2 separate regions of the Homo sapiens genome follow, and region 2 is linked to region 1. The links are chromatin loops, found by intact Hi-C in ENCODE. Cell type or tissue: dorsolateral prefrontal cortex. All regions are shown on one strand. Each heading gives the region's core, and the rest is flanking DNA. Links, peaks and the distances in the headings are about the cores only.

What was found. A loop is a pair of places that touch in the nucleus more often than their neighbours do. Peaks named below come from ENCODE experiments on the same cell type or tissue, not always from the same donor. Only the 100,000 strongest peaks of a DNase experiment are listed, where the experiment ranks them.
Region 2: a loop joins it to region 1, with 2.9 times the contacts of the local background. A loop is called at or near these places in 3 of 110 quality-filtered maps.

Annotation. Positions count from the first base shown.
Region 1 is chr18:8,360,479-8,376,127 of GRCh38, forward strand. PTPRM (protein tyrosine phosphatase receptor type M) reads left to right here. Exons shown (of 33, transcript NM_001105244.2): 24 at 10,412-10,528; 25 at 15,568-15,649. It overlaps LOC100192426 (a long non-coding RNA gene), which reads right to left and starts at 6,556. Exons shown (of 4, transcript NR_024419.1): 1 at 6,379-6,556; 2 at 5,267-5,351; 3 at 4,431-4,511; 4 at 342-613. RefSeq lists an enhancer at 6,869-7,369. In dorsolateral prefrontal cortex, for the core only: a CTCF peak has its summit at 7,098; a DNase peak (open chromatin) is centred at 7,043; H3K4me3 peaks cover 927 bases; H3K27ac peaks cover 1,684 bases.
Region 2 is chr18:7,570,004-7,585,060 of GRCh38, forward strand. All of the region lies in intron 1 of PTPRM (protein tyrosine phosphatase receptor type M), which reads left to right. Among named protein-coding and RNA genes, the nearest start is that of PTPRM, 10 kb to the left of the region's middle. RefSeq lists an enhancer at 7,694-8,450. In dorsolateral prefrontal cortex, for the core only: no CTCF peak of the experiment used is centred there; no DNase peak of the experiment used is centred there.

The sequences.
Region 1 (15,649 bases), core at 2,562-10,561:
GACAAGGAACGTGCATTTGGGTAACATTATTTGAAAATTGTGGGGGTGCTGCTGAGTTCCAAAAGTGGACTGGTCACCTTGGCCAATACTAGCTGAGGAAGCAGAGGTGAGTTAGCCCCCTGGTATTGCACTGGATTACTTGCTAGGACTTTGTATAAAGAAGCACAGTCTGAAACAGACGCACTGCAGGAGACCAGGGATGAACAGTGGGGAACACTGCCTGCAGAAGGGGATGTGAAAAGAAGCTGGGAGTAGATGTTTCAACACCCGACACTGTTTGGATTTACATCTTTTAGCTTTAGAGTGTCTACTGTAAAATAGAAGCAGAACTCTTATCACTTAAAATTGTAAGTAAACAGATGTCTTTATTCTAGAGTAACATAGCACATTTGTTATCTCACCAAAAATAGATTCTTTTCTGATGTTGTAGAGTAGAGAATCTGAAACCAACAGTGTACGTGTAGGAGCTTCAATCCATTCAACTGGTGGCATCATATACTTCACATCCTTAGGACTGCTTATGTGATGTGCAGTCAAGGATTGGGCAGGTCATATATCATGTCACTCCATCCTTCAATGCCTTTTGATCTGTTTAGCAGCTCCTTGTGACAACCTAAGGAAGAGGGTGAGGGTGGTGAGACTCAGATTGACCCGTGTCTTTTGTAAATTCTTCTTCCTTTCTTCCTTCCTTCACCCCTAGAGCCCTTTATTTCCTCAAAGAGATGAACTGGGACAGGTACGCACTTCAGACTGTCTCAGAGGCATTTAGCCCTGATTAATGCCTCTGAAATTAAAGCTTGTTATCTTCCTAATACTGATACAGACCATAAAGCATTGTGTGTTACAATAAATGGAGCACCCGGAGCTCTATACTGAGTGCTGTTCCCTTCTCGATAGCAGAAGTGCTGGGGGATGGTGACCACCACTAACAGTTACTGGACATTTCTTATGGGTAAGTCAATGTGGTGAGTCTTTAGCTCATCAGAGTGATTAAGAAATAGACATGATTGTTATTCTATTCTCCAGATAATAAACAAACTTAAAAGACATTAATAAATTGGTCCAACTTCATACAGCTAGTTAATGTGGGACCCAGGATTTGAACTCTGGAACCCATGCTCCTGACTCCTAAGGCTTCCAAAGAACCACATTCTAGAATCACATAATCAGATAACTGTAGGACTCAGAATACCTTTAACAATCATATGGTCTTGTATCCTCTTTTGCCAGTAAGGAAACTGAGTACTAGAATGGTTCAGTGACTTGCACAAGATCACAGAGCTAGATTGGAACACAGCTAGGATTAGCCCCAAGCCCTCCTGCCTGCCTGCCAGGCTTCTTTCTGTTACAGCACACTGTGTCATCATTAAATGTTCATTTTTAAGATAGGCTACAAAAACTTTATCCGAGGTTCTTAAAAATAAAATGTTATCCTTCTATCTAGAAGAAAAGAATATCGTGTGTGTGTTTCAAGAACTTTCCCAGGTCTTGACTAAGTCAGAGAGGTCACATCTTGGCAACTTGGGAGACACAGGAGACCCAGTGCCTGAGCTCACCAGCTCTAGGAACCCTGATATGTGCCTGTTATCCTGCCACCCCAGTCCTGAAGCTGCTGCCCTCTTCTCAAGCAGTGTGAAGGATCCAAGCAAGCCGCTGGTGATGGGGTTGCCAGACACCTAGTCCTGGGTGATCCCCGGCCCCAACTGCTCCCAGCTCTGCCATATCCGACCTACTCACACATCCCTTGTCGCAATTAGTTCGCACCTTGCACTTAGCAGCCCATCCCAGCAGGGCAGCTGCCTCAGCTGCAGAGAGCCCCATGGTGGTGGCAGTGATTACATACACCTACACAAAGGAACTAGGTACCCTTTAAAAACACTGCTCCTACAGAAAACCCATTCCTGTGTCTTCCTGCTCCTGTTGAATACAAACTTTCCTTCCCAATACAATTCCCTTTATTTCAAAGTGTAGCATCAAAGTGCAGCAAGAAGGGCCTCAGAAGCAGCTGACGGTCACAAAATAGTGACTGCTTCCTGCTGCTGTCGGAGGATCGCGCCCTCCCAGCCCCCACCTGCCAGAGCCTCAAGACCACTCCAGCTGCCCTCTGCCAACTCCCCAAGTCTAGAATATCCCTCTCTTCCATATCCACCCATAGAAACAGCACTCCATATTTCTGTCTCATTTGTAAGGTAGTTTCCCTTATGAAGCTTTGCATACCTTTCTTTGGAATTAGCATACTTCTGACTGCCAACAGCAGTTTTCATTTTTAAAATTTTAATGAACATTTACTTGTGCTGAGCATGTTCTAGGTGCTTTACAAGGAAAAGAATTGAGTTAATATTCATAACAACTCTCTTAGCCCATTTTACAGATGGGAAAATGGAGCCAAAGTCACACAGCTAATAAATGGGACCTGGCTTTGAACCCAGACAGTGCGGCTCCAGGGAATGTGCTCTTGACCAGTCAGCTTGCCCCTTATTCTGCCTTGAGTTGAGTTTGTTGTTTACACATCTGTCTCTTAGTGACTATTAGAACTATGTCTCCTTGCTCTCTGCATCCCCAGCAATGCCCAGTCCGGGCTCTGCTTGTCATGCGCTTTCAGGGCTGTCTGAATGACTGGCAGGACAGCCTGGACACCACAGCCCGGAGCTAAGCACAGGATTTCCCTCATTGCAGCCACAGTGTTGGTCCCTTAGGTCTCCTATCTCTTAATCTCTCCCAGCTTTACGTTATGTGTTTGTAAAATAAGGATAATAGTACTTACCCCACAAAGTTAATGGGAGCGGGCGTATAATCAGATAGCGTTAGGAGTTGGAATCGTTTTCACCAGCATGTGATCTAGTCTTTGGCACATAAGGAAACTGAGGGCCAGAACGGTTCTGTGACTGGCACAAAGTCGTAGATCTATACTGTGACCCTGACACATGTGAAGACTGACAATGACAGAAAATACGGATTTCTTTTCTCAACAGATATATCATGTACCACTCTAAGAAATGTCCTCTCTGATGTACCTGGCGGCATATATATGTATTCTAATAATGTCATTGCTCAAAAGATTTCTGAAGTTCTTATTTCAGAGTAATCTGTAGAGTAGTATGTGACACTCTCTGTTTATTGCCCTTGCTGGTGGCAAATCTCCCTCCCCTGGCAGGAGGACTTACATTTGGGGAATAGCTAAAAGTCAAGCTGAACCTCTTGAATAAGATGGGGAACAAGCAGTGGAAATAACATGTCTCCTGAAAGTCTGGTTGTAGTTTGAGTGATGCTGCTTTCTGATTAAGTTTTCATCAAGATGAGGTAAGAGAGAAAAGTAACAAGACAGATTTCTCGTGTGGTTTGTAGGATAACACTTAAAATTCCACAAGGGGACCAGGCTGCATGTTTCTTTACAGCTGATGAAAACCAGCGTTGTGGGTACAGATGCGGCCTTGTGCTTATAAGTATTGTATGCCCATTAAATAACAACATTAACGAATAGATGCAATTGGAAAACAGACGCTTTGTGAGGGTACTTTAAGGCAGGACCGTAAAGGCATGAAAGAGGGATTTACTTATGATATGAAGTTATTTCCCAAACTGAAACTATCCAGACTTCCAGAAGCTCTTGATGTAGTGCCAGTTTTGAAATAATCTTCAAGGATGTTTCCCAAGGAAGGTCCCCCTTCCAAATAAAGCCAGTATGAAAGGAAGAATCTAGGAAAGCTATGATAAGCCAGGTACTTAATCAGCAACTTTATATATACTTTAAAAAATCTCATCTAATCTTCACACCCTCCCTAAGAAGTTAATAATAGGATCTCATATTATGCATGAGAAAACAGGCTCGGGGTGGAAGTCATGGAAGTCACCTGCCGCATGAGAAGACTGAGGCTCAGGGGGTGTAAGTCACTTGCTGCAACATCACAAGGTAGATGGAAAAAAAATCCATGTGCATCTTACTCCATCACACTGAGACCAGAGCAATCTGTGTTCTCAGGATATTTAAATGAGTAATATTTTATTCCTGTGAGACCTCTAAACCAAAAGGTTTGGGGATACAATAAATCTGTTATCTTGGAAACAAAGCTGGCAGCTGCTCTTGGCTGGGCTCTATGTGGTAGCTGTGCTTCATGGCAGTGTTTTTGCTCTCACTATCCAATATCCATCCACCCTCTTCTCAGCGGGCCCAAACACAACTATTAATAGAAGTATGGATACTCGGTTTGGATATCTCTTTCAAAACAAAGAAGAGTCTCTTAAAAACTCTTGAGAAATCAAAACTTGTAACTGCCTTATTCTTTTTCATCCCTTCTTCCCCTTTAAAGTTGTATTTATTGGATCACATTATGGTGCCCCCAACTTAAGAGCTAACAAGTACATTTCTTAGTCCTTCTTCATCATGGGTTTCTTAGCAAAATGAGTACTCATGCGCATGCACATAAACACACCTTCAGTTCTGCCCAGACTCCTTCCTGTGGATGGGGAGAGTTGCTGACACAGGAGGCAGAGTAGAAACGCAGCAGCTTGTGCTAATGGAAAAAGGAGGATGATGGTTTCAGAGCATGCATTCTGCTCTCCTGCCCACCCCTCCACCCGTCTCCAGTTCTGCCCCCAAAAAGGCAGCTGAAGTCATTTCAAGGCTTCCTACTTTGTTTCTGTTCCAGAGGCCAAGCCTCCTGGTAAGACTGAGGAAAGCGTAAAGCACCTTGAGTTCCATCCTCCCAAAGGGCCCTGTAGCTGGAGTCAGAGCCTGCGTTTCAGCCTCTCCTTCACCACCATCTAATTTATTGCCTTGAGCAAGCCACTTGCACTCCCTAGGCCTGCCTGTTGCTTCTTCCTTCCAGAGCACGAGGAAATACAAGGAATGAAAAGGATCGAGACCAGCCTGGCCCTTGCTAGGTCTCTTCTGGGCAAATCACATGCTCTTCCATCCACTAAGTGAGGCCACAGATGTCAGAATGCAGCCATCCAGTGTGTCCAGTTCAAAGTAGAAACTGCTCGGTGGATGGGAGTTGCAATGATCTTGAAAATGAGTGTTTGGAAATTGACTGTCTCTGAGATTCCTCGCAGCTATATTTGATTTGAATCCCCTTCCCCAAAACCACCTATTGTGTTGGGAGTTAATCAAACCACACTGATAGGCAAATGGACATGCCAATCTCTCTCTCCCTCTCTCCCTCTCTCTCCTCTTGTCAGATAAGGTTTGAGGGAGAGAGGAATCAGCAGGGGTTCCCCCTAGCTGTCCCTCCACCATCATAAGCCATGCACAATTGTCAGTACTCACCTCTGCCCTCCTCCTTCTCCGGGACACCCTGCCTCCTCTCTCCAGGCCTCCATGGGCTCCTTGGCCTCTGAATTCCTGTAGACATCTAGAGTCCAGATCACAAAACAATCACTTAATAGTCGGAATTTTCATTTGTTCAATTTCCATTTTTGGATAAACTGGGCACATGGCTAAATGTTTTCATCACATTGTATCAATTAATCCAGTGGTTCCCAAATGTATCTACACTTCAGAATGGCCTGGGGAGAGGGGGGCTTCAATAAACTACTGATACCTCTGTCCCACCCCAGAAATTATGATTTAATTAGAGTATGGCCTGGGCTGTAGAATTTGTTAAGACCTCCCTCCCCCCAGCTAAGTGATTCTAATGTGCAGGCAAATTTGGGAACTGCTGACTTCTTAGAACTCTCTGCCATAGGACTTATAATCATGTCCTATTTACAGATGAAGCTCCTGCAGTTGAGCAAACTCCAGTGAGCCCCTCAAGCTCACGTCCACACTGCGTGAGAGCCAGCACTCCAGCCTGGCAAGACTGCAGCTGTGCTGTCTCAATCCTTGCTACCCACAGTGTGGTCCAGAGACCACAGCATCACCTGGGAGCTTGTTCAAAGCGCACATTTTCAGGCCCCACAAAGTCAGACCTACCGAATTTATTCAGAATCCCTCCAAGGGAGTCTCATGCCTGCTTCACTTTGATAACGGCTGCTGTAGTCATGTCAAATGCCCTGAAGGTTACAGTCATGTGCTGGCAGCCTCGGGAGCCACAGCTCTGGCCCCTAGCCATCCTCTGACTTTAATTTACCTGAGTATTATCTGGGCTGCTGGTTTAAAATGACCCACCTCAAAGATCTTTTTTCAGGAAGTTAGAAATCCTGGAGTTATAGCGTTTCTGTGCTGTTTCGTGTTTGTGAGTTTTAAAGCCAATAAGGATCACCCCTTTGGAGCAGGGACCACACATCTATTCCTGCCGCCCTCTGGCAGTAATGAGCAGGTGGCAGGGCTCGGGACTGTTAGCCTGATTGATGGCCTGGTGGAACCACCACCAGGGCACTAAGGTAATTAGACGATCTGTTTCTGGACCTTGCTTTCTGGGCTGGAGGCTGCCGCCTTACGTGATTAGGATGCGTGGGAGGCGCCGCCTCTCCTAGAAGCTGTGCAGGTAGCGCTGGGCTGCAGGAGGCAGCCAAGCCAGGCGCACGATCAGAGCAGGGACGCCTCCCGTTCCTTGGTTCCTGGGCTCCAACGGGCACCTCCAAACCAATAGTTCCAGCATCTCTGTATGCAGACCTTAGAGGACAGGAAGCGACTGCGAGCCCCACACTCTCCAGACACGGAAACTCTAAATGCAGAGAGAACGAAGCATATTTTGTCTTCCTTTTCCTTTTTTTTTTTAAGCAAAATAATAACTTGACACAAGTCCAAGTAGTTAAAAAGATACTAAAAGAAACCCAATTTAGAAGGGCTTTTAGTAGGCTGAAAACAGATGTGGCAAACCATTTCGGGATATTCTGGGAGATGAGATGGGGAGGACCGGATTCGAAATGCCTGGGCCGCCTGTTCTGGGCCCGCCCCGCCAGGTGCCTGTGCTCGGGAGGGGCCTTGCCCAGCACGCATTCTAGAAGGAAGCGGCCCCGCGCCTCCTCCCTCGCAATTACCGCCGGGTCGGAGGCATCCGGGCGGTGCGAAGTCAGCACCGTGCCGAGCAGTTGAGAGCAGACGGTGTTTTCTTTTCATTGTTCCCTCGCTTCGCTGGGAGAGCGGCGGCACCTGTTCCGCGGAAGCGCGGCCAAAGTTGGAAGCCCTGGCGGCTGCTGCCTGCAGCCGACGCGCGGGGGCGCCCGGCTTCATCCGGCCGCGGGGGACCAGGAGCCTGAGAGCCTGGAACTGGGTGCGGGGGGACAGCCAGCCCGAGAGGGCCCAGGGTCGGATTTCGGATGGAACCAGAGCTCGCTCCAGGGAGTTGAAGGAGTTGGGAGCGCATCTCCCAATAATCCCAAAGAAACCGAGCTTTCAGTGCATGCAAGGGGCATTTGATTTCCCTCATTTCTGAGCACTGAAGCACTCCACTGTCATATTTTTGAAATTCGAGAACAAGGAGGTTAAAGAGTCTAAATGGAAGACTAGGTGACCATCCAAAATATCATACATCAATTGCATCTTGTAATTAGTAAAATCATTTTTATTACTTAAGGTAAATCTTGATAAGGTGTTTTTATTAGGTAAGATAAACCTGGTATAACATACGTTGCGGGTGTGTGTGTTTTGTTCAGTTGTCATTTTCAGAGAAATAAATGAATTTTTAAAGTGTATATTTATTCATCAATAATTATTTTTAAAGTGTGCCTGTATACCATATATGTAGTTTTATATCTATCCCACTACCTTCTGCTTGCATAACTGAAGTCACAAAAAGGTAAAAACTAATCCCCCAATATACAGAAGAATCTAGTATGTCCCATAAAAGCATCTTTGCTAACTGGCATCGTGAAAGTATGGTGCTGGACACTCTTGAAATGAAATCATTGTTACTGTCAAATTAGACATCTCCACAAATATACATGATCTGCTCAAACTGACTTTACATCTGGGAAAGGAGAAATTGTAGGTCTCTCTTACTCTGGGATATTTTTGATAGAGCAAAGGTATCCATGATGTAAATTTCTGAGATATTATAGATAAGCCCTTTATAAAGTCACAAATAATATTCCCATAATGAGGGGGGAAAAGATTCCAAAGAAGGCTGAGCACTTACTGAGGGCAGGGACCATCATTGTCTCCTGCTTTACAGTATCTGCAACTCCTAGCATATCTGGTTTACGTCTTGCCAACTAAAGGTAATGAGGCTTCCCTGGAAGGGCACTGAATCCATGGCCAGAAAGTTTCACAAGGAGGCAGCTGAAATAACCAGCCACATAGCTCATGGGGGAACATCAGTGCACCTCAGGGGGTTGGCATTCTGGGAGAGGTCCTCTCAGCTCAGATTTCTTTTGTAAACTTTCCCAGTCTGGGACTTTCCTTCCTACACTGATCCTATGACTCTGCATAAAATTCAGTTTTATATGTATACATTGCATATTTAGTGCACACAGGACACAGCGATCAGGTGTTGCAGGGTTTGCAGAAATAAGCAAAACAACACCCTTTATGTGCTGGCCAGGAATAAGTTTACAGTCAAACAGTGCAAGAAGGGCATCATACCAGGGTCAGAACAAGCATGTTTCATCAGGGCAGCAAAAAGAGCTCACATCTATGGAGGAGTCTTTGAAGGAGTGCAGCGTGTGAGATGTACTTTAAAGAATGCAAAAAATCTTCAACTGGGAAGAAATGGATGGGAGGAGAATATTCTGAACAGAAGGAATGGTGCGAGTAGGAGTTTGGATCATGGGGTATGTTTGGGGAACAGGGCAAACACTTGTCCTTGAACATAAAATATATGTGCATAGAAAAGAGAGCTATAAAAGATAAGGCTGGAAATGCTGGTTGGGGCCATATTTAAAAACTCGTTCTTACCTGCCTGGCCAAATAATTTGTATTTAGTTTCAGAAAGTAGTTAGAAATAGGAGATTCTTGAGCAGAACAAGTAAATAGCACTGGGATTACACATTGAGAGAGTTTTTGTGGTATTGGGACACATAGAATGCCCATGCAGGAAGACAGTAGAGCCTGAATTTAGGATTGTGGCAGAGGGATTAAGAAGTTGGAAAATACACTTTGAGAGCTGCTTCAAAGACACTCCTAGCCTTGGCAAATGGTTGGGTTTGCGAGAAGGAATGGGTTGGTTAAGGGAATCATAGCAGTCACATAGGAAGTCAGGAAGAGCGCAGTGACTGTGGGGCAAAGAATTCTCTTTTAGACTTATGGTCTTTGAGGTGCTGGCAGGACCTCCAAGGGAAGATGCTCACAGAAGAAGTTAGAAATCAAATTCAGAAGGTTGGGCACAGCGGCCCATGCCTGTAACCTCAACACTTTTCGAGGCCAAGGCAGGAGGATCGCTTGAGGCCAGGAGTTCAAGACCTGGCAGCATAGCAAGACCCCATTGCTATAAAAAATAAAAGATTAGCTGGGCATGGTGACATGTGCTTGTAGTCCTAGTTACTTGGGAGGCTGAGGAGGGAAGATCGCTTGAGCCCAAGGATTCAAGATTATAGTGGGCTGCGATCACGCCACTGCACTCCAGCCTAGATGGCAGAGCAAGACCCTGTCTCTAAAAAAGAAAACAAAACAAAAACAAATAAAAAACATTAAATTCAGCACATGGAGAAACAGGGCTAGAGTTACAGAATAGAAATTCATCCATGGAGGGGCAGGGACAGGAATAGATGAAAATGCCAGGAATCCTGGGGAGGCAGAAGAGGCCAAGGACAGAGCTTTGAGGTGGTCACGTGTTCCTGCCCAGCCTCTGGTCCTGCTCTCCTCTCGTTGATGTCTAGAAAAACATTCTTACCAAAAAAAAAAAAAAAAATACAATTTGCTAGGAGAATTTCAAAAATATGACAGTGGAGTGCTTCAGTGCTCAGAAATGAGGGAAATCAAATGCCCCTTGCATGCAAAATTCTTCCACCTGAGATTAGTTAGAGGCTTCAGACAATATGGAAAGACAATTTCAGATTTTAGGAAGTTTTGTTTATTGAATTTATTTATACTAAAATGAATCTGTAGTTCTAATTTGGGAAAATGACTTAGCTACTTCCTTCAGAAAAAATATAATTCTAATCTTTAGTGTTCAATCTGATTTTCTGCCCACTCCTCCTAAAAAGTTTTCAATCACTTTCTGAAACTAGAAATAATTCAAAAGAAGAGCTAAAATATTGCAAACTTCCTTCACAGTTTATTTTTGCAGGCCGTTCTCTGAGTAGAGATGCACAGGAAATGAATGGTTACAGTAACTGGGATGTTTGTGGTAAAAATACAATTTTTTAAACTTAGACCATTTTTCCAGGTTTTACGTCTCCCATAACTCAAATATTGTTTTCTTCTGAGAAGAATAAAAACACAGGTGATCTACAAAAAATAGACCTTCCTCTTGAGTATACAATTAACTTTTGTGTGCAAATTTTGTCCTATAAATCATAGTGTGACCCATCATGGGAGGAACTCCAAAAAAACCAAACTGTAAACCCATAATTTCTTTTATGTTTTCTAAAGGTCAAATGCTGCAAATACTGGCCAGATGACACAGAGATATATAAAGACATTAAAGTTACCCTAATAGAAACAGAACTACTGGCAGAATATGTGATAAGAACATTTGCTGTTGAAAAGGTAAGTTTTCATACTGCTTTTAAAAGCTATGGTCAGACACTAGTGGTACCATACTAGCCTCATTAACTTACCTAGGATACTTTACACATGCTCATATCTCAATGCAGGTAGGCTCTATCTGATGGTTTCTCAAGATTGCATCTTGCTCTCTGATTCTATAACAGCTCAGTTCCATCTTTAAAACAAATCATTCTCATTTCATAAGAATCTATATTTTGCAAGTAAACCAAAAGTTAATGTCTATTTGTTTATTTTCTTTCCCTGGTTGATATTGTTCTGCCCGTCTCTCTTTCTTTGTTCACAGAACAAAGTTTGCTAAATTTTGATAAATGTCCTTCCAGTTTGGTAAATTTCCTTCATGGTGTATGTCGATATGCATTTTCCAGTAGGGAGTTAGTATCAGTGTTGAGACACAGGTCCTAACTCCTCCTGGAATCTCTCACTTCCTTGTGGCTTTCGAAACCTCTGGTTTAATGTGGACTGATGGATTTTCCAGGTGGAAGTGACCTACCTGGAAACCTAAGTGACTGATCTCCATCAGACATGGGACACTCTTGCATGAACCAGCGCATTCATTCATGCTCACTCCCATACTGGTTTTCCCCTTTTGTAGTTGCTGGTGTTGGGTCGGTGAATGTTCTGCTTTGGTTCTGCCCTGCCTCATCCCATGTGCATGGATGGGGCTTCTTCTCTGGGATGCACTGTAGGGCATAACAGGGAATTTCCTTATTCCCCCTCTTTCTGCTGACATAGGGAGGGGCCGGAGGTGAAGCAAACTGCAGTCCATCCAGAGAAGTGTCACAGGTAGGCTCTGGGGAAAGTGGAGGTGATGTGGCTGAGGAACACTCTGCCTTCCAAAGATCCACAGACTTTTCTATCCAGAGTTGATTCTCCATAACCGAGCCCTGCACAGCTGCCCTGGACTTAGGGATCTTGGTGTGAATTTGTTAGCTTCTACTCATGTAATAGTAGCAGGTCTTCTTGGAAGACCTGGGTTATAGGCAGATTGCTAGGGAATTGGATTTTGGCCTTCCTCTCCACTCTATATTCTTTTTTTTTTTTTTTTTTTTTTTTTTAAGACGGAGTCTCGCTCTGTCGCCCAGGCCGGACTGCGGACTGCAGTGGCGCAATCTCGGCTCACTGCAAGCTCCGCTTCCCGGGTTCACGCCATTCTCCTGCCTCAGCCTCCCGAGTAGCTGGGACTACAGGCGCCCGCCACCGCGCCCGGCTAATTTTTTGTATTTTTTTTAGTAGAGACGGGGTTTCACCTTGTTAGCCAGGATGGTCTCGATCTCCTGACCTCATGATCCACCCGCCTCGGCCTCCCAAAGTGCTGGGATTACAGGCGTGAGCCACCGCGCCCGGCCTCCACTCTATATTCTCACTGCATCTAAATGCGCTTTTTAGATGAACAAGACCAGTTTTAGGAAATCAAGGAAATTGCAACATCTGCTTATTGGCTAATTTAGTCTGATGTTTTGAACTACCTTTCCTGGTTTGCAGATCCAAATTTGTCATAGAATCACAAAGCTGGAAAGACTTTATTTTAATCTGTTTCTCATACTATTTAGCATTTTTTTTCTTAGCCTGTCTTTTTTAATAAGCAGGCAGAAAGCTTGGAGACTTCAAAGAATGAGGAGTTCTGGTTGACTCAGTTCTTCAAGTTCTGAACCTCACACTTTGATGTCAATTTTTTCCTTCTTAGGCAGAATTGGAAAAAAAAAAAAACACATGGAGGATTTTTGTATGGCTGTTGGCAAGAGCACTCATGAATAACCGCATTAAAACAGCGATAAAAGACCCTCAATATTTTTTTCTTTAAAAAAAAATCCAAAAGCCATCATTTAAACATGGAGTTTTTTTGAACAATAGTCAGCTCTCTAATAAGCTGAAAATGCACCTCTGTAGCTAAAGGAAGGGTTTGTTTGTTTCTTTCCTCTTTTTTTTTAACCTCTTATTGTACTCCCCTGAATTCCCAGCTGCACAGAAATGTGTCTGAAATATCCAGTCATTTTAGTCACTAGACAACCAGTGAAGAGGTGGTGGAGGGAAGAGAAGGAATAAGGAGCTTGTTAATGCATTTGGGGAAATCAAAATGACACATTAGTGATTTTCTAACCGGGCAATTGGAATCTTTAAGGAAAACAAATCATTAGTACTTTTGTAGAGCATTTCTTATAGGTTTTAAACTTTCTCATTAGAAAGGAAAGAAGAGAACAGGTAAGCATGTACTTTGAGATGCCTGCAATTCTGATTCTATTTTGAGAGCATGTTGCATCGAGGGACCTAAAGGTGAAAGTGGATTAGGGCTCTGCTCTGCAAAACAAGCAGATGCAATGCACTTTGGAACTCATGAATTCCTGCTTTGCATCTGATTGTTGTCTTTTATTTCCCACATAGCTGATGATTCCAAGCTAAACAGATTTTAAATAATACACAGTACCCAGAGTGTCAGAAGGAAGACACCCCTGAAGTCTCCATGCATTTAGGCTGTCTGGTGAATCTATCCCTGACTATTCTGGGAGAAACAAAGTTGACAATGGTCACTGAATTCTCGCTACCCAGGAGCTGCCTAGGATTCAGAAAGGGCATGAGAAGATGATCCTCCTGTCTCCAAGACAGAACATGTATTATACAAGACAGAACATGACTATTCATTTCACAAGTATTTCTTAAGCACCCACTTCAGGCCAGGGACTATTGTATGACTTGGATCAAAATTAAGTGACTAACTGGGTGTGGTGGCTCATGCCTGTTAATCTCAGCACTTTGGGAGACTGAGGCTAAAGGATCGCCTGAGCCCGAGAGTTCAAGACTGCAGTGACCCATGATTGCGCCATTGCACTGCAGCCTGGGCAACAGAATGAGACCCTGTCTCGGAAAAAAAAAAAAAAAATTAAGTGACTCTCACATTTTTGTATATAACATTAATGCTTGTTATGATGAAAAACCAGGAAGTAATAGTATCAAATTGGGAGGTATTTGGGCTGTGATAACTGATGACATCTATGATGTTCTTCCCCAAATGTATTACATTCCAAAACAGAAAAAAGGAGACACTGCTATGTCAATGAACAAGAATGAAAACTGGATCAGAAGCCGTTTCCTTTGCCACTCTTGTCAATAGCAAACATATTCAAGGGTGGAGGTTTAATTTTGAGAAATGTTTTCTACTTTCCAGAAACTGATATTTACCTTGCTCAGAAAAAGAGTCTTAGATCAGTTAAGAGCTGTAGTTCAGCACTTGAGGTTGCTGGAACTGAAATCTAACAAAGCTAGAGAGAGAAGCACACCCCATGCTCCCACTCCCCAAAAACCCCACACCCCAAAAACCCACCAGGACATGGAGAAAGATATGCCCCTTTTTTCCCCTTTGGAATAAAGTATTTACCGTCAATAAGCTTTCCCAGTTCATATATGGGAATGCATACCACCAAAATGGGATCACTCCTATGTGGGTCATCATGCAGAAAGCTGGGGGAGCTTTCTAGGGGTTTTGAGGGTGACACAGCCTCAGCTGTATGTTTTCTAAGGGAGACCATGGCACTGGCAAACATTCCCTTGGTTTTAGGGATAAGGAATTTGGGCTCCTAACCACCTAATCATACTACTCTGGGATCACAGAGCCTATTTAGCAGACAACAATATTGATTTGCATTTGTGAATCCCCGACTGCTTAATTCCTTATAGCTTAAACTCTAGTAAAGAATGGCATTTTCACAGAGAAGTAAAGCTTCAGCATTTGTGGGTTATTAAATGAAGACATGTTAACACATGGGTGCCAAGGAAGTCTTATCTCGAAATCTGCAGTTGTTTGCTTTTCTGGTCTTTCAAAGCACATAAAAATTCTGAATTTCTTCTTTGCTCACTAAGTATGTGTGAACAATGATTGATGGTGAAAGTGATGAGGTTAATGAGTGTTTACTTTTAAGATACAATAAAACCAAATGCAGAAATGGTTCAGAAAATGATCATGGAATGAGAGAAGGAAGAAAGTCTAATTTGATCCTAGATGTACATCCAGCGTTGATTCCGGTTTTGTTTTCAAAACAGTCTTTTGCTTTAAAACACAGTCTTAATATATAGGCTTATACTTAGAAAACAAAATTGACAGGTATAAATTACCTTAATTATTCTCAAAACAAAAGTAAATTAAAACCAAGAGCAAACCGTAAAGTCTCTTTCTTTCTGCCTTCACTACAGTTGAGTGGCAGGCAGCTCCCCTTCGATTTACTGACCTAGCCTAGAATTCCAGCAAAAATATCTTTCGATTCCCATAGTATGTATTGGCTTACATGCCTGTTTGCCACAAGCAGACTGTGACAGCCACTCAAAAACATATTTCTGTAGCCCTAGCACCTCCCATAATGCCTGGGGCAGTGTAGTCACTCAGATTGCTAGCAATTGGATGAATGGGTAAAATATTTACCCACATTAAAAAGAGAAACCTAACAAACAGAGCTGTAAATGCAAATGAGCTCTCTGACCTGTCTAGTTGGAAAGGTGTCCTCATTCATTCCTACTGCAAGCATCATCTGAGCATGCTCAGTGAGTGTGCACCACTCCAGTCCCTGCTGTGAGAGGTACCAGGATGCCGGAAAGCCCCAACACGGAGTTGGTATTGAGCACACAGACATCCTTTAATTTCTTCAGGCCCCTCTTCTGTGCCTCTTTCTCTACAGACTCTCACCTCACCAGCCACCTTGTGATCTAAGTGAGACAAACCTTTAACATAGTCTACTTTTTAGAAAGGAATTTCAAACAACCCAACCAATTCATCCATTTGCTGGAATTACACCTAAAAATTAGCATTTTCCCCAAACATCATCCCCCTTTCATACCCAGACATCTTCCTAAGGGTACAATGCCTTCCACATTGTGTGTGAGATCTAAGGATGGCCTCTTTCCCCAGCAGTCCACTGTTTCCTGGCCCTAGACTTGCTACCTGGGGACTGTTTCCACTCCCCCAGCTATCCCTGCTTATTTGTGGTTTGTTTTCCCTTGTTCTCTTCCTTGTTCTGGCTAACCAACTACTGCAGAGAGGTGTGCATGAAATCCGAGAGATCAGACAGTTTCACTTCACTGGCTGGCCGGATCATGGGGTCCCCTACCATGCCACCG
Region 2 (15,057 bases), core at 167-8,166, 790 kb before region 1:
TAGTCCCAGCTGCTCTAGAGGCAGAGGCAGGAGGATAGCTTGAGCCCAGGAGTTTGAGGTTGCAGTGAGCTATGATTGCACCACTGCACCCCAGCCTGGGTGACAGAGTGAGAATCCGTCTCAAAAAAAAAGTGAAAAGTGAAGATGGCAAATTTCATATGTGCAAGGATCAGATATGTTTCACTTCATTATTTATTTTTCTCTCCATATTGCGTTTAGGTAGTACAGGTGTGAATCAGGGTTTTGTTTTTTGTTTTTGTATGTTGAGGAAGTTAATTCTGAATGCTAGGAGTGGCATTGACACATTTCTTTTTTATGTTTCTTCCAGAAATTGTAGTAATTGGCTGCTTTTCACTTGACATGGGAATAAATTTTAGAGCCAGAAGAGCTAGATTGTAAGCTCCCTGAGGGCAAAGCCAATTTTCGTTTTCTTCTGACTTTCTCACAAAACATTTCTCATAGATCCTTAGATGTCACAGGCATTATTACTATTTGTTGAATAAATCACTAATGAGAATCTTGATCATTTGCACATATTCAAATTGTGTGTGAATGGACCAATATATAATAAAATGGAGGGAGAGAAGTGATTGTTAAAAGTTAGACTTGGCTTGCCTTTTCCACACTGGGTTCTCTTTAGGCCAATGGACTAATCATGAGGGTTTATAAATATAATCAGTCAAGGGTTTTTGTATAACTCAGACATTATCTACACAAGGCACTCTGCCCTTTGCTTTCTGCAGTGCTCTCCTGTCCTCTTTTGGAATGGGTTTGGAATTGTTAAGATTGTTAATTAACCATTTCTGGAGGTGGACTACATGTGATTTGGATACCAGACATCAGAAATAGAATGCTAAACTTACTGGAAAAGTATTAGGATTTGGGCCTGTGATGACATTGCTTACTTATAATGATGGATTTCATTACAAAATTGTGGGTTTTTTTTTTTTTTTGGAGATAGAGTCTTGCTCTGTCGCCAGGCTGGAGTACAGTGGCACGATCTTGGCTCACTGCAACCTCCACCTCCCGGGTTCGAGCGATTCTCCTGCCTCAGCCTCCCGAGTAGCTGGAACTACAGGTGTGCACCACCACCACCGCCAGCTAATTTTTGTATTTTTAGTAGAGACGGGTTTTCACCATGTTGGCCAGGATGGTCTCAATCTCTTGACCTTGTGATCTGCCTGCCTTGGCCTCCCAAAGTGCTGGGATTACAGACATGAGCCACCGTGCCCAGGCTGAAAAATTGTTTTTTATCATTACCGTTTCTAATTTGTTAGGCAAAATAATGGAGGTTCACTTTATATCTTCTAGGTCTTTAGTGTTCACTAAAAATAACTGGTAAGATGGTATATAAGTAAGACATGAGAAAGAAAGTTAAATTATTTTACCTTTGTTGGAAATTCCCTTTTGCATGGTGAGAAACCAACGAGTTGGCAAGTTGTTCCTCTTTGACCCAATTTCTTAAAAGCCAAGTTGCAACATATATTATATAATACAATGAAGTGTTTAGTTCTACCTTATAATGGTTTTGATGTGTTAAGTTCTGCTAAGCAAGCTTTGGTTTGCAGAAATAGAAATATAGACTTAGCTCTTTGTTTCAGCTACAGTGGTATTTGAAATATATTAAATGTTAACATAACCTTGTGAATTTGGGACTCGTGGAGAAATTAATTTTTTAAAATATTTTAAGGATGTTTGTGGGAAAACAGCTGAAATCTGAATAAAGCCTGTAATTTAGTTAGTAGTGTGGTACCAATGTTAATTTCTTAGCTTTGGTAATTCTGCTCTGTGAATGTAAGATGTTAACATTAGGGGGAAGCTGGGTGAAGGGTGTACTTGCACAGTTTGTATTGTTTTTGCAAGTCTTCTATAAATCTGAAATTTTTTCAAAATACAGAATTTTAAAGCACCCTTTGCAAAGAGTGGTAATATGTTTGTTTAGCAGTTAAGTTTATTTTTTCTTTTTCAGATAACTATAGTCATAGCATTTTACATTTTCAAGGTGCTTTCGCTAGATTGAAAATTGATAATGAAGAAAATACTTCAAATTTAAATCAGTGAGCATGAAAGAAATATGCTAAGAAATTACTATAACATTCTTAGTGTTCTGTATATGTAAAGAAGAATTGCTTGAGCATAATAAATTGTTCCGATCTAGAAAATTATAGGTTTTAGTCTCTCATGTTTTCAAAGGGTTATTTTTACAGATTTTAAGAAAAGAATCTATTGACATGTAGTGATATATGGATAAGTGTGTATATAATTTTGGTAATTCAAAATGAATTTTCTTTAATGAACAAGTAATTTGAATTATGTCTTCAGATTATATAAATTCTTTATAAATGAAGCATAGCCTAGCCTTTAGATTTGGTAAAAGTTGGTTTCAGAATTTAAGCAATTCTGTGACAATTCTAGAAAAGTCAATACCTTTATTTAAATTTTTCATAATTCTCTAAGGATTGTAATATATTCTAGGAATTGTGAGGCTGTATACAGTAGAGGAACTATGTATTAGATTAAATATTGTTTTCTTTCAATTTTTGTTTTAGATTTCATTAAGTTTCTAGAATGAGCATGTATTATCTAAATATCCCAAGGCTTAGTTTTCATTTAGGGAATCAGGCATTTTAATGAGTTTTATGCTTTTCAACAGTGAAACATTTTTCTTAGGGGTTATGTCCACCATGCATTTTACTTTAGTTCTGAGATTCTTCTCTTTGAAAACCAACTTTCCTATAGTTTCACTTTTTAGTGTGCTTACTATCTTTATGAATATAACATGCATGTTAATAGGCTTATTTTATAAGCGAGGGAAGGTTTAATTATTAATGTCTTTCCAACTCACAAACATTCTAAAAAGGTACAAAATAATGTAAATCTTGCATTATAAGAGGATGTTGCTTTTTTGCTTCCTAAAATACCGCGGTGGTTTTCAGTTTAGTCATCAGAAAGCCTGAGTTGACACTGTAGCTCTGAAAAACCCAGCAGAGAAAAATAAGTTGGGCTGCCTTGGGTGGAGAGGAGGAAAGATTTAGTCACCAAGCTTCCTAGTCTGTAGTGCCCCCATCATTGGTGAGGAGGCTGGCAAGGCCAGGGCATAATTAAGGGTCTGGGAGTATGTGAGAGAAAAAGACAAAAACAGGATGAGAAGAGAAGTGTTGTGTACTCAGGTGTGGGATGTGACAAGCTCTAGAGATCTTAGCAAGGGAGGGTCACTCCCCTTGTGCCCTCTTAGCTATGAAGGAGAAACACATGGAAAGTTGAAGGAGGGCCATGAAGAGTGGCAGTTGTGCAGGTAGATCACAGTGACATCCTGCCTCAGTGACGTTAGGTGGCTCTGGGGAGGGCCTGGGAAACTGCACCAGTGTTGATGGTGAGCTAGGTTTTAATCTGTGCTTCTCAAAACCTGCTGTCCACGGGGAGCATCTGGAGGCCTCCTTTCAAAGGCTGCTTCCTGGGGCCCAGCTGTGGTGATTCTGATGTCCACGACAGAGGTCCCCCAGCATCCCTGGGTGGTCAGGGTTTGTAGCCACAGTTGAAGAAACGTTGTCCTGAAAGAGGAGGTTTTTGTTTTGTTTTGTTTTGTTTTGTTTTGTTTTTTTTGAGACAAAGTCTCGCTCTTGTCCCCCAGGCTAGAGTGCAACTGAGTGATATTGGCTCACTACAACCTCTGCCTCCCGGGTTCAAGCGATTCTCCTGCCTCAGCCTCCCGAGTGGCTGGAATTACAGGTGCCTGCCACCACGCCTGGCTAATTTTTGTATTTTTAGTAGAGACGGGGTTTCACCATGTTGGCCATGGCTGGTCTTGAACTCCTGACCTCAGGTGATCCTCCTGCTTCCACCTCCCAAAGTGCTGGGATTACAGGCATGAGCCACCACGCCTGGCCCTGAAAGAGGAGTTTTTAAAGTGTTGTCCTTGAGCCAGCAGCATCAGCATTACATTGAAAGTTGTTAGACTTGCAACCCTCTGACCCTGAATCCGCAACCCTGGGGATGAGGCCCGGCAATCTGTGTTAGAACAAGCCCCCCATGGGATTCTGATGTGACCTGAGATTGGAGAACCCTTGTTCTAAAAGAACTGAGATCTTCTGCCTGCCCTATCAGCCTCCCTTGACAAGAGCTGAAAGAGAACTGGGGGTAAAAATATCACATCCATTCATTCACTGCTTAGCCTCTTGATTAATACGGCCGGTATTACCAACATGGTGATGTGATCGTGTTGTCTCTGGCCAGACACTGGGGAAGAGACTAAATCCAGCCAGTTGTAAAACTCAAATGAATAAAAAAGTTTCCTATGTTTTTACTTACCACGATGTAACAATTAAATTTTGTTGTAATGGTTAGCCATTGGAAATTTCCCTGGGTTGATATTTTGTATAGGAGATATTTGTTGGCTTGTTATAATAAGCATGCAGCCCAGTGTGCTTATTAGAATATTTAATAGTGCTTATTAATAATTCTTATTGAAATATTTAATTCAAATAAATATTTATTGAGCACTTACATTTGTACGGCCCCTTTGTGGATGGTAATGGGCAAGGATAAAGCAGGTATAGTTACCACACTTTGAGAAGTTATTCATTTATTAAAATTTCAAAATCTACTAAAATGGAAAGAAACAGGGACTTTCTCAGGAGAGAACTGGAAGTTAGTAGATGTAAGATTTGGAATTGTAATGTGGAATTGTGAAACTTTGCCTTTGGCAATAAACTCAAATTCCAAATAGAAAGAAAATAAAGGTTTTTCGGCCAGGCGCGGTGGCTCACGCCTGTAATCCCAATACTTTGGGAGGCCGAGGCAGGTGGATCACGAGGTCAGGAGACGGAGACCATCCTGGCTAACGTGGTGAAACCCCGTTTCTACTAAAAATACAAAAAAATTAGCCGGGCGTGTTGGTGGGCGCCTGTAGTCCCAGCTACTCCGGAAGCTGAGGCAGGAGAATGGCGTGAACCCGGGAGGCGGAGCTTGCAGTGAGCCGAGATCGCGCCACTGCACTCCAGTCTGGGCGACAGAGCGAGACTCCGTCTCAAAAAACAGAAAAAAATAATGAAGATTTTTCTTGGACATTTATTTAAAGTACTGACAATGTGTATCCTAAAATTGAGCCTAATTTTTCTCTGAACCCTCAAAGACAACCATTGCATCTCTGTCATTTAACACTCCAGGTAAATAAAAATAATCATGATGTCTTTTAACAGATTGATCCTGAGCGCTTTGTAGCCGGCCTTTCTGAGAAACAGCTGAAGAGTGCTTCCCTGCTGCCGGTTGCTCCTGCTGCCATCCGCAGCTGATCACTAGGTGTAGCTGCGTCCCTTAACCCCCCTGCCTGAGCCAAGCAAGGTCCAGCCCCATCCATAGATGGCTTCCTGGACAGCTAAAGAAAGGCACGAGAGCGGACTTTCATCCGCTTACGTGTGCATCTCTAAGTCTTTATTGTAAAATTGAGTTCTTTAGTGGGAGTTGTAGTTCCACTGCTACTTGTAGTGTAGTTTGTTGAAATTCAGCACTGATCCAGAGACAACTTTAGATTCACCTGCTACAGTCTTACTCAATTTTTTCTTTTTTCTGCTGTGTCATATGTTGCTGCTAATCTACATGTAGTGGTAAAACTGGAAGAAGTAGTATATATTTGCCAACTAAGTAAAGGGTTCATGTTAACCTTTGGGGCCTTCTTGTAGTAGACCAGAAAAAGCAGTGGTGTGGATGGCTCTGTGTAGGTGTGTAACATCTTTAGGACATGGCTTGTCTGTACTTTTCTTACGTCTGCAAGGAGTGACTTCTACAGCACTGAGGGTTTAGGTATGTAATTCAAGAAGTCATGAAAATCTGCCTGGAAATCTGATTCAGCCATTTTTCCTGCTTAAAACTCAGAAGACTAATGAGTCATCAAAAACTTTATATGAAATGCAAGTGTTGGGCTTTGGGTTAGAAGTCAGGGCAGGGTGGAGAATCTGATTGAAGATGGCTGTGTGGCTTCCTTTCGAAACTGGGGCTAGCAGGGGTTGGAAATGACCTTGCAAGCTAAAAGAGCAAGGATTGCAGGACATACAGGAGAGATGAATGAGAGGAGAGGAGTCAGAGACTTGTCAAAACTGATAAGGTTTTAGCATCTCCCTCTGAAGAAAAGGCCACTGTTTAACAGAATGATTTATTTCAACATGCACCAGCCAAAGCAGAAGCAAAGCATTTACTTTTTATGGGCTGCAAAGCATAAAAGCTTATAGAGCATCAGTTTTTCAGATGGGTGAATATTCATTTTAATCTCTCTTTCTATTCAATATGCAGAAAGCAGATTTATTGCATACAATGAGAAGAGTGCATATTAGTGTGGGTTACTCTGGGAGTCTGAGGCCCCATTACTTTTCCCTGGCTTCTAGCTATGGAATCAAAATGGGCTCACAGGTAACAGGTAGGCTTTGACAGAGGGTGAGAAGGAATTGGACCACACCCTTTGTATAGTCTGTGTTTTTTTGATTTTTTTTTCTCAAGGCGTCTTGCTCTGTCATCCAGGCTGGAGTGCAGTGGCAGGATCACTGATCATGGCTCAATGTAGCTTCGACTTCCTGGGCTCAAGCAGTCCTCCCACCTCAGCCTCCTGAGCAGCTGGGTCCATAGGCACAAGCCACCATGCACGGCTAATTAAAGAAAAAAATTGATAGAGATGGGGTTTTGGTACATTGCCCAGGCTAGTCTTAAACTTCTGGGCTCAAGTAGTCTTCAGCCTCCCAAAGTGCTGGGTTTACAGATGTCAGCCACTCTGCCTGGCCCAGCCTGTTTTTGATGGATACTATTTGTTCTCTCTTCTCTGTTTGAGTAGCTTGAGGTACTTTACATCATGTAATAAGCACATGCTTAAAATGAACTTAAAATGGACTCAGTGTGATGTTCCATCTAGATATACAATTATAAGGTGGTTTAAAGCATTCCTTTTAACATACTCATAATGTGTAAAACCAGATTACTTAACAATTTTAGCATGTAGTAGTCACTCAATAAATATTTGTTGAATGAATGAAGAAACAATTTAAAGAAGCTCCCTTGGAGAAGAAAAAAATCAAATAACTTATGCTTAAGGCTGTTTTTTTTTTCCTACTTCCTATCAAGTTTGACTTAGGTATCTCCAATAACCTTAACAATAGAACCAGGCTGTGTGTTTAGTGCCTGGTGCCATTAGCAATTTATAGGTGTATAGAGACACAGTTGCTAAATTTAAAGGAAAAAGTATTACCTTTTGTTAATTAAATATATAAAAGTAAGACTGTAGTTTTATTGTGTATAATAAAAATGTATAAATCAGTTATTGCTATAAAGTAGCATTTTGATATAATACTGATCACTAAAAAATGAAATTTACTATGCAGTAGATTTATCATGACTGTACTCTAGGGGGATTTGATTTAGTCACTGGTATATTAAAGGAACCATGGTATCACCAGAAAGAAGATTCCATGACAGGGAATAATATATATTATCTCTGCTGCCTTTTATTTCTGATATAGAATGAAATGAATTATACCTACACAGAGCTCAGACAGCATCATGATAACATCAGGCTCATCTTCATTACAGCAGGCATGTTCTCGTTCCTTTTTCATTCAGTGTATCATACTCTCAAGTGATAAAACTTAATAAAAAGAGGCTACTTTGACAACAACCTCATAAACTGTGTTTTCTACTTCCTCAACTTCTGAAGTCTTGAACACCAAATGTGGTGTAAAATTTCCACCATGAGTTCAGGTCATTGGCTCTCATTGGCATTGTGTTCTGTGTGTGTGTGTGTGAGGGAGGTTCTCCCTCGTCTCTCTGTCTGTCATCATTTTCATCCCAAATGTGTGACTTTTTAAAGAGCCTCTGCTTTTCTTTCTAATCTTGCTCAGTAGGCAGGGGCCCCTGTGAGACAGCTGGTTGAGAATGCTTGGTATGTTTGGAGTGCAGCATGCTTTGTCAGAGAGGGACAGGACACAGTGGGGGTCTGAGGCTGTGACATCAGCCATGGGGATCCCTGAGCTGTTGAAAGAAGGGCAGTAGTAGCCTCTGGTTGGATCAGGTCTTCCTGGCATTGAGTTCTCCTTCTACCTCTAAGTAGCCATGAGACCTTGGGTGTGTTATTTCATTTTAAAATACCCTGCAGGATGATGATGATGATTATGATGATGATGATGATAATGATGATTTTTAGACAGGGTCTCACTCTTGTCACCCAGGCTGTAGTGCAAGTGGCATGATCATAGCTCACTGCAGCCTTGAACTCCTGGGCTCGAGCGATCCTCCCACCTCAGCCTCCTGAGTAGTTGGGAGCATAGGTGCATCACCATGCCTGGCTAATTAATTTTTTTTTTTTTTTTTTTTTGAGACGGAGTCTTGCTCTGTCGCCCAGGCTGGAGTACAATGGCGTGATCTTGGCTCACTGCAAGCTCCACCTCCCAGGTTCATGCCATTCTCCTGCCTCAGCCTCCCGAGTAGCTGGGGCTATAGGCGCCCGCCACCATGCCCGGCTAATTTTTTGTATTTTTAGTAGAGATGGGGTTTCACTGTGTTAGCCAGGATGGTCTCGATCTCCTGACCTCGTGATCCGCCCACCTTGGCCTCCCAAAGTGCTGGGATTACAGGCGTGAGCCACAGCGCCTGGCCAATTTTTTTTTTTTTTTTAAGAGACAGAGGTCTTGCTTTGTTGCCTTGGCTGGTCTCAAAACACCTGGGTTCAAGTGATCCTCCCACCTCAGCCTCCCAAAGTGCTGGGATTACAGGCGTGAGCTGCTAATGCCCAGCCTCCTTGCAGAGTTATTGCAAAGACTAAATCAGAGAACCAATGCTGTGATGTCAGGGGCCCCTGGGGTGATAGGGCTTCATGTGTAATTAGTGGTCAGAATAAGACGGGTCCATCAGTCTGTTCCCCCATCCTCATGCAGATTACAGATTTAAGCATAGGAACCCTGTGCTTTCATAAGTGAAAAAGTGTTGAATATTGGCAATTTCACATGATTCAGACTAACACATCCCCTTTCTGGGTCCAAGGCTTTGATAGTTGTGGTGCTGGGAGGTTGTATAAGTGACATAGAAGTATGTGTATGTGGTTATGTATGTCTAGATTTTATAAACAGGGCCAACATTATGTTTGAAAAGAAAAAAGCCCCCTGAAATTAGCAAAATAATCATGTTAAAATTGGCATCATGAAAAGCCAGCACTGCTCGGTGCCATGGAAGGCCCTGCATCCTGGATACCTGCATTACAGTCACCTGAAGCACTTGTTAAAAATGCAGATTCCTGGCCCCACCAGACCTACAGAGTCAGAAACTGGAAAGAAATACCTCATATGATTTTGATCTTCTTTAAAGTTGAAGAGCTACTGGAAGGAAAGTAACAGTGACTCAGAGACCCTGCCTTTGTATTGAATTTATCACATCTACTATGAGGAGTGTTAAGAAAGCATCTGAGGATTACTATTAATACATGAATTTTTACATAGCAAACTATAATTGGCCAGAGAGCATTTCTTTTATAAAGCAGAGGCTTTTCAGCATTAGAAGAGAAAATGAGTTATGAAACAATTACATTATAGAAACTTATCTGCTTCGTATATATCTTGCAACTTGGTGACCTCTAGTAAATGTGGCATCACTCTGGAATGTTTAGAATATAGTGAAAGAATAAAGACATTTTGGAGTAATCAGAACACAGATGATTTTAGATCTCTAAATTTGCCAATTTGAGCTGCATTTTGAGATGACTCATTCAGGGAAGATCATGAGACAAGATGATCTGCAAAGTATTTTGGGAAGATTATTTTCCAGCACTTAGTCCTTTACTTCATGTTCATTGAAACATGTGAACGTTGTGGAATGATTTGTCTTAGGTGCCCCATAAGGATGGACCAAAAGCTTGGTGCTTTGATTGCAGTAGTTTTAAAAAGTCTCACAAACCTCAAAATGGGCATATTGGTCTGTTAAAGCACTTGAAATTTCCACTAGCTCATCATTTTGGCCAAGGAAGAAAGGTCTTTGTCAAAATGTCGTCTCTAGGAGAGGTGGCTCATTAAGTTATCTTAAATATGACATCTCTAACTAGCTGTCACCTCGATAAGTTGACATCTTTAGATTCTCCCTTGTAAAATGACATTTGATTCAAGGATCTCTCCAATATCTTAAAGAGTATGAGGATTGTCATCAGCTTATGTCTTAGTTCAGATTAGTTTGTCAGATGGCACAGCAAAAGAGAATGAGACTTGGATCATTGGGTCATTTTTGATAGGTGAGCATGGGAGACATGTCTAGAGCACTGGGTCCCATCTGAGAGAGTGCCTGATACAGCATGAGGTTGCTTGCTAACAAGAAGTGGGTGTTGAAGGGCTGTCTGCAAGATTTTAGATGCTTTGAACATTTGCCATAGGCTTCATCTGCTAAGCTATGCACTTAGCATAAGCGAAGTTCACTCTTTCTCTCTGTACTTGAGAATGTAGCTACCATTCACAGGTGACGCCAAAGGCTCTTCAGCAACTAGACTGTTAAGGCCTGTGGCTTTCTTCTTAAATATTGATAATATACGTAAGCCTTATTTCAGGGGCTTAGCATTGATAGTCATAAGTGATAACCATATATTGAGCACTAAGTATGTGCTAAATAGTGTGCTGAGAGGGTATGATATTCTCAAACTTATTGCCCCCCATTTACAAATAAAAGCTTGGCTGAGAGAATCAACGGAGACTTTGGGAGGTAAAGTCGTCTCCACTCCCAACCCAACCATGTCATCCGAACGTGGGGTACATGTACCATATTATGTCTCCCTCCCCATACATACACAGAGTAGTGTTTTCCTGATTTATGCTTTACTTTGATGCCATCCTCCTGTATTGAAGTGTGCTCTAAGAAAAAGCATTTCAAATGTAGTGTTGTGGCTGCTAGGAAGATATTAAGTGATGTTGTATTATGTCATATAAAATCCGTATGATGACCTTCTGGAGAGATTTCTTTCCGGTTCAGGGAAAGGTGTGATTCTCCTGTGCAGTCAGATTCTTCTCGTGGACACAGTGAGCAATATAACCCATCAACTTTCTTTTTTCTGTCGGCTGTTAGAAAGCCAGATTCAAATGCATGTTTTGTAGTAGCTGGAACTTTTATATTGAACTGAAAACCTCAGTCAAAGCTGGCCTGCATCAAACAGGGAATTTTTTGGCTCTTGTAACAGGTAACAGAGAAGGCCAAAGGTGGGCACGGGATTCCAAGTCTTCCTTGCTAAGCATCTTTTCTCTCTATGTGATGTTTCTAAGGAGTTACAGGCTAAATCCCTCTGGCTCCAAGCCTAGTGGAAAGAGAAATTCTCTTCCCTCATGGTACAACTCACTCCTGTGATTGGGCTCCAAGAAAAAAATAAAAATAAATAGGTTCTGTTACCAGTTGAAGAGTAGATAGTACCTGGACGAAAAGCAGCAAACTGCCAGAGCATTCATCTATGCAGTCGATGCTTGTTTCTGGGTCTTTTTGCTGGCCTGATTCTTAGTCACTTCTCACATCATTTTAATTTATTTTGCTGTATTTTATGTATCATTATAAATGCATTAAACCTTTTTGGGTGGTGGCAGAAAGTAAATTAGTTTCAAATCTCATCATTTGCATCAGTGCTCCAAATGTACCTTTTGTGTGTGCATGTTTCATTTACTTTTTTTTTTTTTTTTTGAGACAAGGTCTTGCTCTGTCACCCCAGCTGGAGTGCAGTGGTACGATTATAGTTCATTGCAGCCTTGACATCTCAGGCTCAAGTGATCCACCTCAGCCTCCAGAGTAGCTGGGACTCCCAAGCAGCATGCGGCACTATTCCTGGCTACTTCACAAAAATTTTTTTTGAAGAGATGACTTCTCGTTATGTTGCCCAGACTAGTCTCAAGCTCCTCGCCTCAAGCCATCCTCCTGCCTCAGCCTCCCAAAGTGTTGGGGTTACAGGCATGGGACACCCCACCTGGCATAAAATTTATTTTTTTAAAGCATCAAAATCTTTTGGCTAAGCAAATTTTACATAGGTAGAAATGTGTACAAATCTTTTGGTTAAATAAAGTTTTATGTGAACATATTTTTAAAAAGGCTATCCAAATTGGCAAACAAGGTATATTGGTTAGCTATTGCTGTGTAACAAAGCACCTCAAAACTTAGTGACCTAAAACAACCACCATTTACTAAAACTTAGTGACCTAAAACAACCACCATTTACTATTCTTCATGTTCTATGGGTGCCTCTGCTGACCTAAGTTGGGCTCGGTATACTTTGTGTATATGTGTCTCTCCTCGGTGATCTTGGCTGAGCTTTCTTGAAATTTTGCTGCTGTCCTTCTGTAGGCTGGTCTAGGATGTCCTCAGCTGGGACAGTTGGACTCTCGTACATGTGATCTCTCATTCCAAAGAGAGAGCAGAAGTGAACCAAGACTTCTGGGCTAATGCTTGGGAAGAGTACGTTGTCACTTCCACCTCTTCTCCTGGCCAAAGCCAGTTACAAGGCCAGCCTAGAATCAAGGGTGGGGAAATAGTCCTCACTCCTTGGTATGTGAGGCTGCAGGGTCACATGGTAAAGAGTACGGATACAAAAAGAGGTGGGAAATTGGGACTTACAGAGGGGTCTGCTAGGACCAGCACATATGACCTAAATGCCTCAGCTTCTCAGAACAGTTGGGAAATCATGGGCAGCATGGGAAAAAGAAAAGTTTAGGGTTGGAAGAACTGCGTTCAAGGGCCAGCACTGCTGCTTACTGTCATCTGAAGGGTGAAGTTGTTAACTTCGGTGAACTCACTTCCTTATCTGCAAATAGGGTCAATCGGTGGCATTCTCATTCATGGGTTTACTTCAGAGATCAAATAATATGAATTTTTTTCAATCCCTGTGTCCCTGGGTGAGTTCTGAAGGTTATAATAGCCTCATTAAACTTGAGTTCTCAAGGTGGCTGTGCTATTTCCTCACTGTGAGAATCACATAGCTTCTCTAGTCCTTCATCTGTGAAAAGGGTATGAATTCTACTTCCTTGGTCATCCTGTGTAAAACACAGTGCCCAGTCCAGAATAGCTGCTGTTATTGTTGGAGCCCTATGACTACAGAATAGCCTTGAGCAATAACCTTGCCTTGTATTTTTCCTTTATGTCTACAAACCCCAAAGGGTATGGTTTTCCTCAGCCCCAGTTTTTCTTCCATTTGTGATCTTGATTCATAAATTTGCTACCATTTCTCCTGGTTTCCTAGAAATAAGGAAAAAGGAAATGTGACAATTGCATGCCACCTAGGTGCTAGGTCCTTTACATATCATTTATATACTTCTCCAATGTGATCCTATTAGGTGAAGATGACAGCACTGGTATTTTAGGGTTTATGGAACTGAGGCCTCAACACATTTCAGGATGTCCCATGGACAGTGGCTACAGCTGATTTTAGATCCAAAAGTGCTCATTTCCCTGGGCCCAAAGCCTGTTTTCTTGTCCCTGTCTGTTGGGTCCAAAGCGCATGTTATAATTTTCAAGTATGGCTTAAGAATTTGGTACAGTTTCTCATTTTGATGTTAAAACAATTGTAAGATTGGCACAGCCCAGAAGTGCAGTGTACTTACTGCTATTTTACAGCCCTCTGAAATAGTAAATTAAAAGGAAAAATACTTAGCTTCTTAGTGACTTGACTGAAATTAATTGGTTAGAGAATTACTTATATTTTTCATGAGCAGAGGAGGGCAGAATGTTGTCTTTTCTCTGGTTACAAATCCCGTAGATAGAACTGTGTTTTTGTAATTTCTTGTGTTTTCCATCCGAATATCTGTTTAACGTGAAAGGTGCAAAATCCTTTGTAAATCTCTAGTCTGTATGCCTGAGTGGTCTTAGGGAGAAAATGCCAGTAAGGTAAGCAATAATTTAAGACCTTTGACTTCAAGTGGAGGTGGGAGGCCCTAGGAGACTGATGTTAATCACCTTCTTTAGAACAAATTTCATTGCCTTTTGAGGCTTGACAAAGTAAAGAAAACATGTAGATCTGTATTTGAAGGATTTAAAATAATCTAGTGAGTAAATTCTTACTTTATCCGCAATGGGAAAGAACTGTTTGGTATATAGTACTCTACAGTGGTTATGTACTTTGCTTATTTAAATAACATTCTTGCAGTGTCATTAGGGAGAATTACATCAAAATAAACTGCATTAACAAAAGTAGAATAAGTGAGTATCGAGAATATTAGCATTTTTCAGAGTGACTTTAAAAAATTATGCAATTATGAATTCAGACATTTTATCAAAATTATTTATGAAGTAATGGTCATTGTCAACAGATGCAAGTTTGTAAGTAAGTACTGATTTTGGAAAGATTCCTGGGCAGATAGAGATAAAATGAGGTGTTTGTCGTCGATTGTTAGGGATGAGAAAGACCTCAGGACTGGGCTTTAGGAGATCTGAGCTCTGATGTCTGGTTCTGCTGCCATGTAGCATGTGATTTGGGTCAAATCTCTTCATGGTAACTCAAGGCCCAGAAAAGTAAAATTGATACTCTAATAATACTTTTTGGCTACCTAAAATAAAGACGAAGATCAGTGAGAAATTGTGATTGTGTTGGCATTTTTTTTTTTCTCTTGGGATGCTTTCTGAATACATATTGTTTATTAGATTCTGGGTACCCCCACCCCAAGATTATTCTCTCATGCCTCAGTTCTATAAACGGAAACTAAACACAGTGGTGAGAAGTCCTCCATGGCTGGAAGAATATTCAAGAGTTGTTTGCAAGGCATATTCTTTTCCAAATACAATGCTTACCTAGCACTGAGAGTGAAATGAGGTAGAATAATATCCCCCTGCTGGACGAGGTATCTGTGCCTTCTGTGGGTGAGTACCCATTTATAAGTCCTGTGCTGAGGCCCTGGGAGCCAGGCCTGTGCTGAGCATTGAAGATATAAAGGTTTCCAAGATGAGGGTTTGTCGTTAAGGAGCTCACAGGAAAACTGAAGGGATATCCAAGCAAGTCGAGCCCTCTATTTCTCAACTGACATAGACAGCGTGGAAATTAGGGAGGGAGAGAGGAGGTTGCTCCTTCCCCAGGCTGGCCTTGGCAAG